Regions from separate parts of the Homo sapiens genome. Here region 2 is linked to region 1. Evidence: chromatin contacts called from ENCODE Hi-C or POLR2A ChIA-PET data. All regions are on one chromosome and are shown on one strand. Each heading gives the region's core, a stretch centred on a gene start or an enhancer-like site at or near the end of the contact. The rest is flanking DNA. Distances are from core to core; before and after follow the strand shown. Region 1 overlaps TSPAN5 (tetraspanin 5). Region 2 has its middle 29 kb from the start of TSPAN5-DT.

The links. A loop is a pair of places that touch in the nucleus more often than their neighbours do. ChIA-PET counts read pairs that join two places held with the same protein, here RNA polymerase II (POLR2A). Pooled maps may share reads with other maps.
Region 2: a pooled map shows a loop between it and region 1 (3-fold over the local background). The contact joins two enhancer-like sites. A Hi-C loop is called at or near these places in 3 of 50 pooled maps. POLR2A ChIA-PET finds 5 or more read pairs at or near these places in 3 of 52 experiments (GM12878, activated CD4-positive, alpha-beta T cell and activated T-cell).

Annotation. Positions count from the first base shown.
Region 1 is chr4:98,513,150-98,518,839 of GRCh38, reverse strand. The region is part of intron 1 of TSPAN5 (tetraspanin 5); the gene reads left to right. Among named protein-coding and RNA genes, the nearest start is that of TSPAN5, 140 kb to the left of the region's middle. Within about 2 kb of position 2,584, at least 5 of the 41 ENCODE cell types and tissues checked have a DNase peak (open chromatin) inside an H3K27ac peak, as active enhancers do.
Region 2 is chr4:98,684,704-98,690,535 of GRCh38, reverse strand. No RefSeq gene overlaps it. Among named protein-coding and RNA genes, the nearest start is that of TSPAN5-DT, 29 kb to the right of the region's middle. RefSeq lists a cis regulatory region at 3,264-3,690. Within about 2 kb of position 2,000, at least 5 of the 41 ENCODE cell types and tissues checked have a DNase peak (open chromatin) inside an H3K27ac peak, as active enhancers do.

The DNA.
Region 1 (5,690 bases), core at 1,335-3,834:
AATTACCTGCAGGGCTTGTTAAGAAGACAGAACTTGCTGGGCCCTGCCCCCAGAGTTTCTGATGTAGTAGGTCTCGAGCTGCCTCAGAATTTGCATTTCTGACAAGTTCCCTGGTGCTACCACTGGTGCGGGACCATAGCCTGCCTAGTGCCTTGTCTGGCTCTCTCTGCTCCAGCCCTGGAACCACTTGCAGGTTCCTGAAGGGAGATGCTGTTTCAGGCTTTGATCCTTTTGGATAAGCTGTTGCCTCTACAGGAGATAGTCTTTCTATCGCCGTCTCTTTAAAATACAGTTCAAGTGTCACTTCCTAGGAAGCTTCCTCTGACCCCTGCAGTGATCTCATAGTTTCTGTGGCAACCCATGTGCATCTCTGGGAATGCTCCATTTCTGTAATTGAGTTGTCATTTTATTTATGTATCTCCCACCCACTCCCACCAGACCATTAGCTCTTTAAGAAAAGATATCATTCATTTTCTTTTTCACCCTTCTATCCCTGGCACCTAGCATGGTGGCTGGTATATACTGAAGATATTCATTAAATAAGTTGAATGATATAATCCTACTTTTACCTTAAAGAATAATTCTATTTTGGTTTTTATTTGCATTAACCTTTATCATACCTTGTTTTTAAATGTCAGGATAGACTGGGTGTGGTGTGGCTCACGCCTGTAATCCCAGCACTTTTGGAGGCTAAAGGGGGGAGGATCACTTGAGCCTAGGAAAAGTTAAAAAAAAAAAAAAAAAAGTCAAGATGTTTCAACATAAAAACAGTGTGCATCTGACAGTATTAAACTTTCGAAGCTACCATTAGAGAGAGCTTATAACTCAGCTGTCTAATGCAAACCGCAGTTTATTCCTACAAAGGCTGATGTTTGTCTATAGATAACTTACTTCTCATGCCTCTGATTTGAAGTGCTTGAGTTATTCCTCAGTCTTTCTCAGCCTTCAGAACATTTCTCTGGTATGTTTTTCAGCCTTGGATTTATCTAATCAGGGAGTTACAGATGGAATAGTGCAAGCCTTTCTTTTACTGAGACAAGCAAAGATTAGTGGGCTGTAAACTTGCAGCCTCCATGTTTCCATCCAAAAGAGGATGGCTCATCCCTCACTTTCCCTTTTACGTGCCTGCATTGCTTGGGTAATTTCCAAGAAGAGTATCAGTTTGATTGCTTGCACAGCCCTCCCTTCTCTCCCCTCCCCATCTCAGATGACTAGTCCTTGCCAAAATGTCAAGTTCCAAACCCTAACAAAAGAGTTTGCAAACAAGACTGTCCCTGGATTGTAGACATTTCTTCAAGGGGTGCCTGGCCTTCTCCTGGTGTAGTGCAAGTTCAAAGGCAAAGAGCCCTTTCATCCTCTGGGAAAACAGAGAACACAGTTCCAAAAATGCTTGGATACCTCCAAATAGACCTCCTCCCCTGCCTCACCCCTTTCCCAGGCTCTGCTATGTGGTGTTTTTCAGGAACCATTCTGTGGATTTTAGCCATATCATTCTGCTTCCATAGTTCAACAAGCAAGCAGCAGACAGCTCTTTCCTGCAAGTGGATGTGTGGCTGAATTATATATTCCTTACACAGCAAGTAACAACATCTTGCCCAGTAGTTCAGAACAACTGGTATCTCCATTCAATTATTTGGAAAGAAATTTCCCTCTGCCAGAGCATGATTAGTCTCTGAGCACCATCAGTCTCATGCCTGTTTTGCATATCTTGTAGCTTACTGTAAGCTTGTCACAGGATTAAAGCATGAAAGCAATTGATCTGGTCTCTTATTTATGTCTTAGGACCAGTCTTAATCTGTTTTGTGGTGTTGCTACAATAGAATACCCGAGACTGGGTGATTTATAAAGAAGAGACATTTACTTAGCTCATGGTTCTGCAGGCTGGGAAGTTCAAGGGCATGGCCCTGGTTTCTGGCAAGGGCTTCCATGCTGCATCATAACATGGTGAGATGCACAAAGGGGAGACAGACACGTGCAAAGAGGGATCAAACAGGAGAAGGAATCTCACTTAATGCCAACCAACTCTTGTGGGAAATAATTCATTCCCAGAGAACTAATCCAGTCTCAGGAGAGCAAGAACTCACTACTGTTAATACAAGTGTTCAGTTACCTCTAGAACAGCTGCAAGCCATTCATGAGAGCTCTGCCCCCATGACCCAAACACCTCCCACTAAGCCCCACCTTCTGACACCACCACATTGGGGATCAAATTTCAACATTCATTTTGGTGAGGGCAGACAAACCGTGCTCAAACCATAGCAGAATGCTTTTGGCTGCATGTAACAGAATGCCCCCAAAGTAGCTTTAGCTAAGATGAGAGGCGCTTACTTAAAATAGGAGCCCAGGGGATTGCATGGAACCCAGCATAAGGAGTGCAACCACAGGTCCCGGGATAAGAAGCTGGAAGCAGTCAGGAACATAAGCTACTCTGGGTCTCTTTTCTACTTTCTATATCTACATAATATCCCCCAGTCTATTCTAGCATGAGGGAGACTAGGCTGAGAAAAATCACTTTGTCCAATACCAGACTCTTGGGAAATGGGAGACTCTGGCCCAGCCTGGTATTCAGTGGAACAGCTCTTCCTGAGTCATATGTCTGACCCTAGTGACTCATCTGTCCAGAGAGTGGGAGAAGGCCCATCCTCCACAAATATGCGTACAGGAGCCCCTGTTGGGGCAGGGCCAGTTTTCAGAAAGGGGGATGTAGATGGAGGAGCTAACTCGATTAATATTGGTTATCATTTGTATCCCACGTTCTTCTGAAAGGATTCTGTAAAAAAATAGGCACAATGAAACCAAACCCATTCACACAGGATATCATGCAAAAACCAGGAGCAATAAGGTTACGGAGAGGAAAGATGCATCTAGAAGCCCTGATGGAGAGAAACTTCTTTAATGCAGAAATTAAATTAATCAAAATTAGTGGATTTAAAAGTTCTGGGGCTAGTCATCCAGAATTCATGAACTAGGTTGCTAAGAAAAGCAATGGAAAAGATGTGAAATTAAGTACCATATGAGTATCTGACTAGAGTGTGTTAGTTTGTTTTAAATGCATGGGATACTGTATACATTTTTTCCTGGAATGACCCTCAAGCTGAAATTGAGGAGAGAAGATAAATGGGAGGCCGGATGCTGCCACTTCCTGTGAGCACATGCTCTCTGGTTAGGACAGGCCCCATCACTGATCTCTGTTATCTAATCCCAGGTCACATCACTCCTCCATAATCCTCTGTGTTTGGGTGTGTGTGTGTGTAAATGTCAAATAAGGGCACATGCAGCAAGTGATACAGAAGTTCAGGAGAGGGAGAGAGAGAGAGAGAGAGAGAGCCTCTGATCACTGTGAACTAGTATATTTTCTTGTATTTGGAGGAGGCAGGACGTGAAGCTGCATTTCATTTTGACCAGTTGTAGATGGCAGGGTTGGAGGGGCAGGTTGAGAAATGTGTCAGGAGGGGGGCAGGAACTGATATTAATGACAATACTTGCCAAGCACTCAGTGCTCACGTGGTCACATCAACACACACAATTGCTTTGTGCAGTTCTGAGGTGCCCTTCTTATCTGCATGTGACAGGTAAGGACACCAGAGCTCTAAGAAGTCAAGAAACCCTCCAGTGATTCTTTGTCTCAGGAGAAACCAGAGTCCTCACCACAGCCTGCAAAGCCCAACACAACCTGGCTCCTATCATCCTCTGTGCTGTGTCTTGCAGCCACTTGGTGGCTGTGCCTCCAGACTTTCCCTGGAATGCTGTTCCCCCGACACCTGCCATTCACTCCTTCACCTCTTTTGTGTTTTTGCTTATATGTCACTTTCTTAGTGAAGACCTCTGTTATTTGCTCTGCTTTCATATTGCAGTGCCTCCTCTGTCTTCTGCCACATGACAAGCCCGTGACACTGATCTCTTTCCACAGCACTTCCCATTTTAAAAAATTCCCTGCATCTACTCACTTATGTTTCTTTATATTGCCTTTCTCTTCCTGCACACTTCAACTAGAATGTAAACCCCACAAGACCAGTCACTTTGTTTTGTTTCCCAGTTTATCCAAAGCCCCTAGATGACCTCCTTGCTCATGGTAGGTGCTCAATAAATATTTGCCAAATGAATGAAGACCCTTTCCCAAGATCATGAAACTACGTAGCACTGGAGTCAGGGTTCAGCAGGCAGAGTGCACTCGGGCCACACTGAAAGGAGGCCATCAGGATGAAGTGACATGAGAGATGGTGACCCTGGCTGGATGGGACATGTCCTGTTTACAGTTTGAGCTTTATCAGTCACGCCATCTTACCATGAGGACTCCGGACAGTTTGAATGTACAAACTGGGACACGGGGACCCAATGGGAAAACTGGGATTGACTTTCTGCATATTGAATTTTCCACCAGCCCACAGTTACTCCTTTGACATGGCCAGAATTATCCCCAGAGGTTTTTTTATTCCTGAAATAAGTCCCTCCTCTATAAAGACATTTATTTTGTTATTATAAGTATTTAGCACATTTGTGTGGACCCTGCTAAAACGAGTGTTGTTCAGACTAAAGTGTCAGAAAATATATAATACAGAGTACAGGTGCTGCAGCTTCAGGAAAATACAACTTTCCTAATGGCACTTCTCCCCTTGCCTCCCTTCTATGCTAAATTTTTAAATGCATTTCTCCTGTTTATTCAGGCAGGGATTAACATTTTCTTAAAGACTTCATCAGAATGTTGGGTTTTTTTCCATTCATTGTTATTTAGGATGATATTTTTGTGACTCCAATTTAGGTAAGAAGATTGACTTGATCTTTATTTTCCTCTATCATATTTACCTTGTGTGCTGTTATTTTGAGTCTGTTCACAGGATCCTGGGCAGATGCCATCAATGTAATTGCTATGTTTTTAAGCAAAGAGGATTGAAAGTGTCAATTTAAGAATTGTCTAGGAACTTGATATATACTATCTATCTATCTATCTATCTATCTATCTATCTATCTATCTATCTATTTGCTTTTTATGAATAAAAGTAGCAGGGGTGTTGGAAATATATGTATATTTTTAAATAATTTATTTTTTAAAAGTATACAAACCGAAATTTATTTCAAAGAGAATTCAGATAGCAGCCAAAATACACAGAAAAGAAAACTGTCCTTCAGAAGTGCCACTAGATCAAGCTAGTTATGAAATTGGCACCTGAGAATAACTTCTGTCAGAGGGGATGTAAGTCTTTGGAATTTTGAAGAGCCATAGTCTCTGTAGAAGATGCCAGAAATGTAGGCATTATCCTTAACACTTCCTTTTCCTTCCCCTTCCTCCCACCCCCACTGAAAATGTCAGTTTTACTTCTCAGTAGCTCTCAATTCCGACCGTTTCACCGTATTTCAGCCCAGGACATGATCACATCTTGCCTGTATTACCAAAGTCACCTCCTTTTGATCACTGTAGATGCACTCAGACTCTAATCTTTTCTGCGGCCCAGATCCTCATTTTTCCAAAGCCCAGATCTGCAAAGACCTGCCTGCCTACCCCACCCCTGCTCACCACACATAGCTGGCCTTTAAATGGCTTCCTGGCACTTGTAGGAGAATGACTGGATTCCTTAAGGTGGGCTACAAGGCCTGCATGGGCTGGTCCATGCTCGTGTCTCTAATTGCAAACCTGCTGTACCTTCCCCACTTCCCCCATTCTCTGTGCACCAGCCACAGCAATTGCCTTTTAG
Region 2 (5,832 bases), core at 751-3,250, 170 kb before region 1:
AGCTGTCTGGCAGCAGCATGGAGGGATGAATTGGAGGTGAGTGGGACAAGAAACTGAGAGGAATTAGGAGATAGCTGCCAAAGTCCAAGCAAGATAATAGGAGGGATCGAACCATGATTAGGACATGCAGAGCAAAGAAGAGGGAATGAAACCCAGAGGTATCTCCTATAGCACTGAGTAACTGGTGGATCAAGGGAGGTCCTGATGGGGTGACTGAATGAATAGTGGATTAATACACAGCATAGAGCAGGGTCTCAATGACCATGGGTGGGCTGGACAAGTGCAAGCAGAGAGAATGCATGCCTTCCAAAGGGCACAGCTGTGCTCAGCTCCACCTGATCACTAATGGTTACTGCAATGGTTATCTATTGCTGGGTAACAAATTACCCCAACACGTATTGACTTAAAACACAAACATATTTTCTCACAGTTTTTGTGGGCCAGGAATCCAGGCATGGTTTAACTGGGTCCTCTAATCCATGGTCTCTCACAAGACAATAATAAAGGTGTCAGCTGTGTCTGTGGTCTTGGCTTAAGGTTCAACTGAGGGAGGATCTACTTCTGAACTCATTCATGTGGTTGTTGGCAGGCCTCAGGTCCCTGGTGGCTGGTGGCTGATGGAATTGGTTCCTTTTCATATGGGTCTCTCCTTAAGGCAGCTCATAATAGGGCAGTCAGCGCCTCTCCAGAGCAAGCGAGGAAGAAAGATGGAAGGCAGTCTTTTTGTAACCCAATCTCAGAAGTGACATCCTATCATTGTTGCTGGATTCTGTTAATTAGAAGTGAGCCAAGTTCACCACACACTCAAGGGGAGGAGATTTGACAAAGGCATGCAAACCAGGAGGTAAGCATCATTGGAAACCACCTTAGTGACTACACTACAATATTCGTCTTTGAGAATACAACTCAGTGTTGGGACTGCCTGATTTTTCAAGAAAAATTGGAGATCTGATTTTTATGTGAAATCTTCCAATTTGAAAATACTGGCCCTTAATCCCAACAATTTTTTTTATATGCATTTGGTCAAATAAAACTCTCTCAAGCATGACCCATGGGAGACCATTATGAATCCTCTGGTACAGGGACCAGAGAAATAGGAGCAGAATTAGAGGAGAGGGAGCAGAGGTTAGGATGTTTGCCTCGTTCTTTACTTGAGGAAGTTGGGAGAGCCAAGTCATTGTTAAAATGATGGGAGCTTGAAAAAGATGAATGCCAATCATTCAATCCAGATAACTGTATTCGTATAAATTCTACAGTCATGTTGGTAAAGATGACTTGTTTTCATTAAAGAGAAGCCTTTGATCTCTGATCTGACAGCTGCACATCTATATAAAATGAGACACTTTGACATCTGCAGCTCTGATCTCAATTGGACAGGTGGTTTCCTGCACACTAATGGAACAGAAAGACAATTGAGCATTATTAGATAAGAGAGAATGTTCTCACACACAGGAAAACAGCTTTTTCCTTTGAAAAAAAACATGATAAAGAACAGAAAATGACTGACAGAATCAGAGCTTCCTAACTGTCAGAAGAGCTGTTTCAGCTACACTCTGGCCTCTGTTAGGGGAGATTAGGATCGTTTTCAGAAAAGTATTGAACATACCTTAGCATTAGCTGACTCAGGGAGGAATTTGCTGGTAAAATAAGCCTGTTCTCGGAGTGTGCCAAAGAGCTAAGATGCAGCTTGGGTTTTTCATAAACAAAGCAAACACTTTAGTGAAGCCTAATTTATACACATTCACTGAAAAGTTTAGTAAGCAGGAAAACTTCTTAGTGGAAAACCTTTTTTGCGTCTTCATTCAGCAAATACTTATGGAGTACACACATGGCTAGATGATGGAGATACTGTAGGAAAGACAGCCAAGGTCACTCTGCCCCAGTGCCTTACAGACTAGAGGACAAGGCGGATATGGAATAATGATAACAAAACAAAACTCTGAGTCACGTTTTGTCAGAGGAAGTAGAGGTGCCATGGGAGCTTCACCCCAAGGTGACCTATCTCAAGCCAGTGACTTGGGGAAGGCATCCAGAGAACTCAAAGATGAGTAAGAATTGCCCAGTTCAAAGTGGTGAGGTGGTGGGGTATTGGGAGAGGCTTTGGGCTATTTACTGCTTAAGTGGTAACACAGGAAATATTTTTTACGTATTTCACATTCAGCATTGGATTTTCTCTTCAACACTCAAATTATTATAGTACATCCTGAAAAAAAAGTCAGCTCACATTTGTACTAGAACTATAAAGTAGAAAATAAGCATTTCTTAGGATATTAATAACAGTGGGTTCTTTTGCCTAGAAAGCAAATCCTATATTTTTATCTCATTTCTCTTGTCACATAGAAGAAGCTATGTAAAGCCAGAAGATGAGCACACATGATAGATGAGGTTGTAGAGAAACCTTATGAGCTGCTGCTGGAATGTAAAATGGTGCAGGCACTTTGGAAAACAGCCTGGCAGTTTCTCAAACAGGCAGAGAGTTGCCACATGACCCAACAATTCCACTGTTAGGTACATACACAAGAGAAATGGAAACATATGTCTATACAAAAACCTCGACATGAATGTTTATTCAAAATATCCACAATAGTCCCAAAGTGAAAACAACCCAAATGTCCTTCAGCTGCTGAATGGATAAGCAAAATGTGGCATAGCCACACAATAGAATATTATTCAGCTATAAAAAGAAATGAAGTACCGATAGACACTGCAGCATGGATGGACCTTGAAAACACGATGCTAAGTGCAATAAGTCACAAAAGTCGCATTTTCATTTATAGAAAATGTCCAGAATAGGAAAATCTATAGATACAGAAAGTAGATTAGTGGTTGCATGGGCTGGGCGATGAACAGGAGAATGGATGAGAGTCAGAGCTCAAGGGTACAAGGTTGCTTTCTGAGCTGAAGGAAACGTTCTAAAATTGTGGTGATGATTGTACATATCTGGGAATATGCTAAAAACCACTAAATTGCATACTTTAAATGGGTGACTCTTCAGGCACGTGAACAGCTCAATGAAGCTGTTGAAGCAAGCACACAAGCACCCCGTCCTTCCTAGCTAGGTAGTAGAGCCCGCTAGCACAGGTGGGTGTGGGGTTTGGCTCCTGATGCCAAAGCACAGCCCTGCTCTTCCAGGGAAGGTTCTTTGGTCTTTGCCTTCTTTTCTTTCTATTCATTTTTTTCTTCATCCTCAATAAACATCAGGAATACTTAGGTGTTATATTTTTTCCTTCTTTTTAAATCTTTATTTACTAGCCTCTGGTAATGTATTAGAGGTGCAATATCTTTAATTTTGTTTGGAATTGTGATGCTTTACCCTCTATACCATACCTAAGACCTTCATTTTCAAATGTTTACCACTGTTTTTAACCATCCCCATGTATCATTTCAGCCTTTTCCCCAGGACTTTAAGCTTGCCAGTTCTGCATTAATCTATGAGACTCAGCTTCGTGGAGTAGCTGATAACTCATGAGCCAGCCTTGATCCCATTAACTCTTCTCTCCAGGGGCCCAGGAATGGGACTGAGGTTAGACATTACTGATATGATTATCTCAACTGAACCAGTGACAGCAAACATTTTAGATGCCAGAAGAGCTGTTGGGTGAAAATTAATATTGGTGTTTATACACAGACATGGTCTGAGAGTTGCAAATAAAAAGAAAAATTAAAATTTACAAAACCACACAATTATTTGGCCACACAATCCTGTTCCCCCTTTTAATACAATAAAATTAAAAATTTTCCAACTGGCTTATTCAGCAACTTGGCAAGTCATTGCAAGTTAGAGAATTTCAAATGTCATACACGTTAGGTTTTTTAAATGTATCTTATTTGTGGACGCAAATTTACCTTTCTACAAAAGTAACACATAGCTTAATATTAAATTGTTTGCATTATATAAACACACATGAGATTGGTGGTGGAAAGTCAGCCAAGAGTAAATGAGGAGTTCATGGGAAAATCTGCTTACTTCAAAAATGTGCTGGAGCTAATTTGCAAAGAGAAGAACCCACATGTGGATTATTGAGGGTTAGCTGTGTAATCCCCAAAGAGCAAAACACTGGTTACTGATTCCTATTGAGAGAGAGAGAGAGATTTACTGCCTGTTTCTGTGCTTGAGGCATTTTACATATATTATCCCAAATATTTACGATACACTTACAAGGTAGACATTATTAGCCTCATTTTCTAGATGAGGAAACTGAGGTCCAGAGAAGCTAAGTGGCCCAAAGCCATAGAGATATAATAGATGGAGCCAAGACTTGATAGACTTGGACTTATCCGCCACACAACATTGTACCTTTTGTTCATTCATTCATCTATTCATTCATTATTGTAGTATACAAACAACTGCCTTGATTGTGCAACAGCATCTGTGTATCATAATTAGCAAAACAAAGAAAGAACAGGATAGTGGTTAATGTCTTGATTGTAAATAGTTTTAATGGAAAAGCATAAAAAGGATAGGATTACTTAGCAGAGAGTAACATCTACATAAAAACATAATTTTAAAAATCAAACATCTCCAGTCAATAGCGGACAGTCTGCCAGAAGATCTGTTAGGTCTTGAAGTCAATTGCAGCAGTGGCATCTGTCTCTTTGTGCACGCTGAGCTGCTTTAGATGTTAGTCTAAGAAAGAGTGATTTTTTTCTTTGATATGTAAAGTTCAAAGAAGCTTTGTTATACAACAAGTTGAATAATAGCATGCAGGTGAAAAGAATTCTGGGTTGACTGGTAAACTGTGGCCCCCACCCAAATTGCAAATATTTGCGCAAAATCAGGAAAGCACAAAATGGCAAAGGAGCAATGAAAGGAAATGAGCCTCTCAGGAATCTGGAAATGGACTTTGATGCCCTTTGATTTTATTGTGGAATCAGCAGTTTAAATCAGGCCAAGACAAATAATAACAAAAATAGTAGTATTTTATCTCTTGATTGTGTGTTCAGGCTAGATAGTCACTCAACTCATGCAAAACAGAACACTCGAAGTTCTTAAGAGGAGCGATTTTACCAATAATCTTCATTATTATTATTAATTTTAAGGAGAGGAGCCATTCTCACCCCCCTCATTCTCACATTACCATGTTGGAAAACCTCTCCGGAAGGCTACACATTGGCAATATTCCAAAAATGTCCCTTGCAGTAGAGTAGGAAGGAGCCGGGAAGGCTGCTGACCACTGTGCCTCCCCCAATTCTGTTTTAGGCTAGGGAAATGTGGTAGACAGTATAATGGCCCTTCAAAGATGTCCACATTTCAATCTCTAGAACCCATGAATATGCTACCTCACGTGGCAAAAGGGACTTTGCAGAAGTGATTAAGGACCTTGAGATGGAGAGATTATCTTGGATTAGCCTGGCAGGCCCAATCTAATCACGAGTCCTGAAAAGTGAAGAACCTTTCCCAGCTGTGGTTAGAAAAAGTTGTGACAATGGAAGAAGGGTCAGAGTGATCCTATGTTGCTGACGTGAAGATGGAGAGTAAGGGCCATGAGTGTGGGCATCCTTCAGAAGCCAGGAAAGGCAAGGAAAGGAATTCCCTGCCTAGAGCCTCCAGAAAGGAGTGCAGCCCTGCTGACAGCTCGATTTTAGCCCAGCCAGATCGATGTTCGACTTCCGGTATAAGAACTATAAAACAATATATTTGTGTTGTTTAAAGCCACCAAGTTTATAGTAATTTCTTACAACAGCAACAGAAAACTAATACAGGAGAGACCAAGTCAAGGCAGTTAAAGAGCCTGAGGCTTTTCATCAGCATGTCCTTTCTCCCTGCTGCTCCATGTTAAACCAGGCGATGGGTACGTCGTGGTTAGGGAGGACACCTAAGTAATTTTTGAC